Regions from separate parts of the Homo sapiens genome. Here region 2 is linked to region 1. Evidence: chromatin contacts called from ENCODE Hi-C or POLR2A ChIA-PET data. All regions are on one chromosome and are shown on one strand. Each heading gives the region's core, a stretch centred on a gene start or an enhancer-like site at or near the end of the contact. The rest is flanking DNA. Distances are from core to core; before and after follow the strand shown. Region 1 has its middle 120 kb from the start of CMAS. Region 2 holds the start of ST8SIA1 (ST8 alpha-N-acetyl-neuraminide alpha-2,8-sialyltransferase 1).

The links. A loop is a pair of places that touch in the nucleus more often than their neighbours do. ChIA-PET counts read pairs that join two places held with the same protein, here RNA polymerase II (POLR2A). Pooled maps may share reads with other maps.
Region 2: a loop to region 1 is called in a map of CD4-positive, alpha-beta T cell, with 1.9 times the contacts of the local background. The contact joins the promoter of ST8SIA1 here to the enhancer-like site in region 1. A Hi-C loop is called at or near these places in 5 of 168 maps with a recorded cell type or tissue (CD4-positive, alpha-beta T cell, CD4-positive, alpha-beta memory T cell, PC-3 and 2 more) and 8 of 50 pooled maps. POLR2A ChIA-PET finds 5 or more read pairs at or near these places in 3 of 52 experiments (CD4-positive, alpha-beta T cell, CD4-positive, alpha-beta memory T cell and Caco-2).

The regions. Positions count from the first base shown.
Region 1 is chr12:22,162,837-22,165,957 of GRCh38, reverse strand. No RefSeq gene overlaps it. Among named protein-coding and RNA genes, the nearest start is that of CMAS, 120 kb to the right of the region's middle. Within about 2 kb of position 1,602, at least 3 of the 41 ENCODE cell types and tissues checked have a DNase peak (open chromatin) inside an H3K27ac peak, as active enhancers do; they include CD4-positive, alpha-beta T cell, where a contact is called at or near this core.
Region 2 is chr12:22,333,314-22,336,033 of GRCh38, reverse strand. ST8SIA1 (ST8 alpha-N-acetyl-neuraminide alpha-2,8-sialyltransferase 1) reads left to right here and starts at 1,327. Exons shown (of 5, transcript NM_003034.4): 1 at 1,327-2,037. The coding sequence starts at 1,802. It overlaps LOC105369151 (a long non-coding RNA gene), which reads left to right and starts at 2,044. Exons shown (of 2, transcript XR_931426.3): 1 at 2,044-2,720.

The DNA.
Region 1 (3,121 bases), core at 353-2,852:
TCCAAAGACATTATTCTCCATTGTAGAGTAATCTTCTTTTTCATTTAGAAAACTGTATACTGGGATCAGTGGTTAGGTCTTAAGAAGAAAGGAACTGAGCTAAAAGTTTAATTCTACCCCTGTAAATTGTTCACTGGAACCTTTCCAATTCATTCGGAACAATCAAGTATTGTAAGGGTTATGGGTGGAGGGAAGAGGAAAGAAATTGCTCTTATTGATTAAATTTTCTTTTCTTTCTGAGTTCTTGATTTGTCAGATTCCTCTGAGTTCTTGTTTGCACCAACCTTTGAGTTCTTGTTTGCACCAATGATTTTATCCGATAGTTGATCCCAAATCGTCTTAGCTTTTCATAGGTCACCCTTCCAAGGTTCATGAGAAAAAAGTGAAAGTTTGCATCTTTGGTACTTCAATTAACACTGACTTCACTTGGTATTAGTGCTACTTTTAGCAACTGTATTAGTGTATCCTCACACTGCTTATAAAGAAATACCAAAGACTGGGTAATTTATAAAGGGAAGAGGTGTAATTGACTCACAGTTCAGCATGGCTTGGGAGGCCTCAGGAAACTTACAATCATGGCAGAAGGGGAAGCAAACACATTCTTTTTTACACAGCGGCAGCAAGGAGAAGTGCCTGGCAAAAGGGAGAAAAGCCCTTTATAAAACCATCAGATCTCCTGAGAACTCACTTATTATTACCAGAACAGAAGCAGGGGAATAACCACCCCCATGATTCAATTACCTTCCACCAGGCCTCTCCCACAACATGTAGGAATAATGGGAATAACAATTCAAGATGATATTTGGGTGGGGACAGAGCCAAACCATATCATTTCATCCCTGTCCCCTCCCAAATCGCATGTGCTCACATTTCAAAACACGACGATGCCTTTCCAGCAGTCCCCCAAGGTCTTAACTCATTACAGCATTAACCTGAAAGTCCAAGTCCAAAGTATCATAAATTGACACTCAATATTAACCATTGGCCAGATGTGGTGGGTCACACCTATAATCCCAGCACTTTGGGAGGCCGAGGCAGGAGGATCACTTGAGGTCAGGAATTCGAGACCAGCCTGGCCAATATGGCAAAACCCCAGCTCTACTAAAAATACAAAAATTAGCTGGGTGTGTTGGTGGGCACCTGTGATCCTAGCTACTTGGGACGCTGAGACAGGAGAATAGCTTTAACCCAGGAGGCAGAGGCTGCAGTGAGCTGAGATCGCACCACTGCACTCCGGCCTGGGCGTCAGAGTGAGACTTTGTCTCAAAAAAAGAAAAAAAAATTAACCATCACAGCAACCTTTCAGAATTCATATGTACCTGTGAGCATGGTGTATAAACTGAGCTGAATCAATAAACAAGACCTACTTGATGGAAAAACCCTAATAACTCCTCCCATAACAATCTCTACAGTACACCTATTTATTCATCGCTAAGCTCCTTGGTAACTATGGACCAAAACCTGTGTGAAACTTAAAAGAAGAAAAGCAATTAATCTTCTGAACTACAGAAAAACACCCACAATCCAGGTATAAGATAGTTCCCCAATCTGAGCCTCATCTGCATAAAGTGTGTCGGAATCAGCAGCTAAATGAGGAAATAAAGCCCTGATATTTAAAGTCGGTAATGCTTTGGTTCATTTGCCTTTTGATGTAGTATATTTTTATGGCTGAGAGGAAGTAACACACTGAAAAGGACAGAGGAGAGGAGGAGGAAGTGGCAGGCAGTGAGGGCGGAGAAAATAAGGGCAGAGCCACTGAGAAGAAAAACATTAAAAAGCAATAACTTTAGCAAGAAAGACACCAAAATGATTACATGATATCTCCAATAGATTTTACATTAATAAAAAAACTACTGATCGCATTTCTAATGAAAAAGACTTCGAACAGTTGATAAAAAATGATTTATCAGATAATTTCAGTAATAATTTTCAAGACCCACTTTATAGTGAACACATGACACACATCACATGGAGTGTTACGGTCATCTTCTGATTGTTGGGCTTTAATTATGTAAATATTTTCTTCAATCATTTAATTGCTTCATTCAGGTATAATTGGTATGCAACAAACTACATATTTAAAGTGTGCAGCTGACATATGTACACACTTGTGAAGCCATCACCACAATCAACATATTGAGCAGATCAATCACACCCAAAAGATTTCTCATGCCTCATGCCCCTTTGTGTCCCTGCCTCCTGCCTCTGCCCACTTCCTTCCTACCCTGAGGAACCAGTGATCTGCATTCTTTTATTACAGACAAGTTTGCAGTTTTTGGATTTTTGTTTTGTTTTTGACAGTGTTTCGCTCTGTCACCCAGGCTGGAGTGCAGTGGCACGATCTTGGCTTACTGCAGCCTTCACCTCCTGGGTTCAAGTGATTCTCCTGCCTCAGCCTCCTGAGTAGCTGGGATTACAGGCACCTACCACCAAACCTAGCTAATTTTTGTATTTTTAATGGAGACAGGGTTAGGCCATCTTGGCCAGGCTGGTCTCAAACTCCTGACTTCAAGTGATCTGCCTGCCTCAGCATCCCAAAGTGCTGGGATTACAGGCATGAGCCACCATGCCTGGCAGTTTTCAGATTTTTATATCAATAAAATCACGCTACATGTACCCTTTTTCTGGCTTCTCTTAACCCAGCAAAATTATTTTGAGATGCATCCATGTAGAGCACATATCAACTGTTTCTTTCTTGTTATTGGTGAATATGATATATATCATACATTGTTTTTTCATTCACTTGCTGATGCACCTTTTTGTTTGTTGCTATTGCAAATCAAATTGCTGTGAGCATTTATGTACAGGTCTTTTTGTGGAGGTTTGTTCTTAATTCTGTTAGGTAAATACCTAAGAGTAGAATGGCTAAATCATGCGGCAGAAATATGTTTAACATCTCAAGAAATTCTCAAACTGTTTTACGAAGTAGGGAGTTCTAGTTCTTCCACATTCTCACCAAAACTTGGTGTGGTCAGTCTTTCTAATTTTAGCTCTTTTTATTTCATACAACAAGACATGCTTAAGATTCTAGAGGATCACCCTTTGAATACAGAAAATAAAGACCAGCCCCTCATCAGAGAAGCTTTCCATGACCACCCAAATTAAAGTAGCATCCCCCAAT
Region 2 (2,720 bases), core at 78-2,577, 170 kb before region 1:
CCTGCCGGTGGAGGGCAGTAGGTCACTCAACTAAGAGCACAGTATTGTTGAGAAAATGACACTAAAGTGGTCATCTGGGATGCTACTTCGCTTTTGGTAAATAACTTTGCATCAACTTCTCAAGTTCCACCTCTCAGTGGAGACGGATGCTAGACAAAGGTACCAGACACCGCAGCCTGGTCGGCTGAACAAATGGAGTTATAGCCTTAGATTTTGTTTTCGTGATGACTAAGCTGACCAGGTTTCTTCTTTGTCCTTGCACACTTTATGCTTGACGAGATGCTTAAGCAAATAGAATAGGCGACCGCTAGGAGGTACCCGAGCTATGCGTCGGCCGCCGGGGCGAGCAGAAATGGCTAACAGCGACTCTCTCGGCTCGGTGGGTCAAGGCGGGTGGTGCTTTTCCAAGGTCGGGGTTGCGATAAGCTTATCGCTTATCACAAGCAAGAAGGGCAAGAAGGACGTCTAAGAACCAACGGTCCTTTAATCTAAAAGGCCGCGCGCCTCCAAGGCAATGTGACATCTTGAGGTCTAGTGTTTGGGCACCAGCTGCCTGCACATCTGGATGCAGCACTTCCTTTCAGGGAGGAGGCGAGGCGGAGGACCCCGGAGTGCACGCACCTCCTCGTGCGCGCGCTCGCTTGCGCCCGTGAACGTGTGTGTGTGTGTGTGTGTGTGTGTGTGTGTGTGTGTGTGTGCGGGCGCGCGCGCACACACACGGGCCGCGGCTCCGGGACCGGCTAATGGGGGTGGGGGCCCAGGAAGGAATAAATCTCCGCCAGCCTCCTCGCGCCTGGCTGCGGGTTAATATCCAACCAGCTAGAGAAAGACTAGGGTGACGGCAGCAGGGTGACAGCCTGGGCACACCGGCCGCTTGTCGAAGGATCAGGATATTAGCCAGTCTCCGCCACACTCAGGGACTGATATATTTCTATTGGCGGGGGGCTGTTGGTTTTTATTGTCTGCCGTTATCTCCAAAGAACAAGGGCACGAGTGAGGGGTGCGCGCTCTGGGCGAGTGTCGCGGCTCGGATCGGGTCGAAGGAGGCAATTTTGCGGGTGGGGGAGGGAGGGGGAGACCTTGATTTCCACCAATCCCCGGGCGTTTGTCTGCGAAGTCCGGGGCGCAGCGGAAGGCTGCGGCGCGCCGCTGAATTAACTGATGAGAGCGAGTTCTTTTCTTCTCCGGGAGGGGTGGGGAGCGAGGGTCCCGGCGGGCGAGGCGGAGGAGCCCGGGGCAGGATAGCGGTCCCGGGCCGCCGTGGAAATTTCCAAGGACTTGGTGCGGCGCAGAGAGCGCGTCTCGGGGCGGGGTGGGGGGGGGGGGGTTGCCTGGCGGCGCAGCAGCGCGGGAGGCGGCGAAGGGCGCAGGAGCATCGCTCGGAGGGGACAAGGGGACGCCACGGGCCACATGTTTAGGAGGGAGCCGAGCCTTCTCCCGGACCCTCGCCGAGGGCGACCGTGATGCTGCAGAACCGGCGGGAGCGACTCGCCGCCGCCGCTCTCTGCGCACTCGGAGACCCCAGCGCCCGCCTTCTGCAGGGGAAGCGACCATGGCCATAGATCGTGACTTCACCCCCAGCCACTTCCCCTAGAAAGAAATCCTTGGAAAAGTTGCATTTGAAAAAATCCTTGCGCTGACCTTTGGGGCCGACGGGGCCGAAGAAGCGTGCGTGCGTTTGCAAGTAAGAGAACCAAAGGTGTGTGTGCATGGGGGGCTGGCGGTGGGGGACCCTCCGCTGCCACTTCGCCTAGCTTTGTGCTGAGGCCCCGGCCCCCGCCCCTGGGACGCCGGGGCTGCGATGAGCCCCTGCGGGCGGGCCCGGCGACAAACGTCCAGAGGGGCCATGGCTGTACTGGCGTGGAAGTTCCCGCGGACCCGGCTGCCCATGGGAGCCAGTGCCCTCTGTGTCGTGGTCCTCTGTTGGCTCTACATCTTCCCCGTCTACCGGCTGCCCAACGAGAAAGAGATCGTGCAGGGGGTGCTGCAACAGGGCACGGCGTGGAGGAGGAACCAGACCGCGGCCAGAGCGTTCAGGTACTCCTGCCCTCGCGGCTCCTCCCCTCTAGCGTCCTTTCCTCCCCGAGTGCAGAGGACAGGGTCACCGGCGAGGACCGCCTTGCACCGTCTCGCAGAGGCATCCCTTTCATCCGCTCTTCCATGTCCTTTCCCTCCATTTGTGCCATTCCCAACCTGGAGACTTTAGTCAGGGTTCCTTCCCCACCCCTGATCCCCAGAGATGTGCAGACACCTGCTTTGCGCATGTAAAGACTCGACGCATTTCTTCCCAAAGCGGAGTTTTATTTAACAATTTACGGATAAACAAAACAGAGGGAAGGAGAACCCAGGATAACTTAGTCTCTTGCACTTAATAAGAATTTACCTCTTGGGCTCTGCAGACATTTGAAGCTGTAGGGAACAAGAAGCAGGTAAAAGGCATCTCCCCGAGGTGGAGTGCACAGTCGGTAACATAAGTCCCCAACGTCGGAGTGATGGGCAGTGGAAACATGGACGGATCCCGCAGCTTTGCGCAGTGTGCCCACAGCAAGTGCATAGTACTGACTGACGTCTACTAAGAGACGATACTGTGCAATTTTTGTGTTGAAATCTCGAACAGCTGTCTAGTATTATTATCTCATCTTGTTGACCACAAATTGATTCTTTAGAAGGATGAGTAACTTCCCCAAGGTCATTACTTTTGACCTGTGGGTGCTGGATTT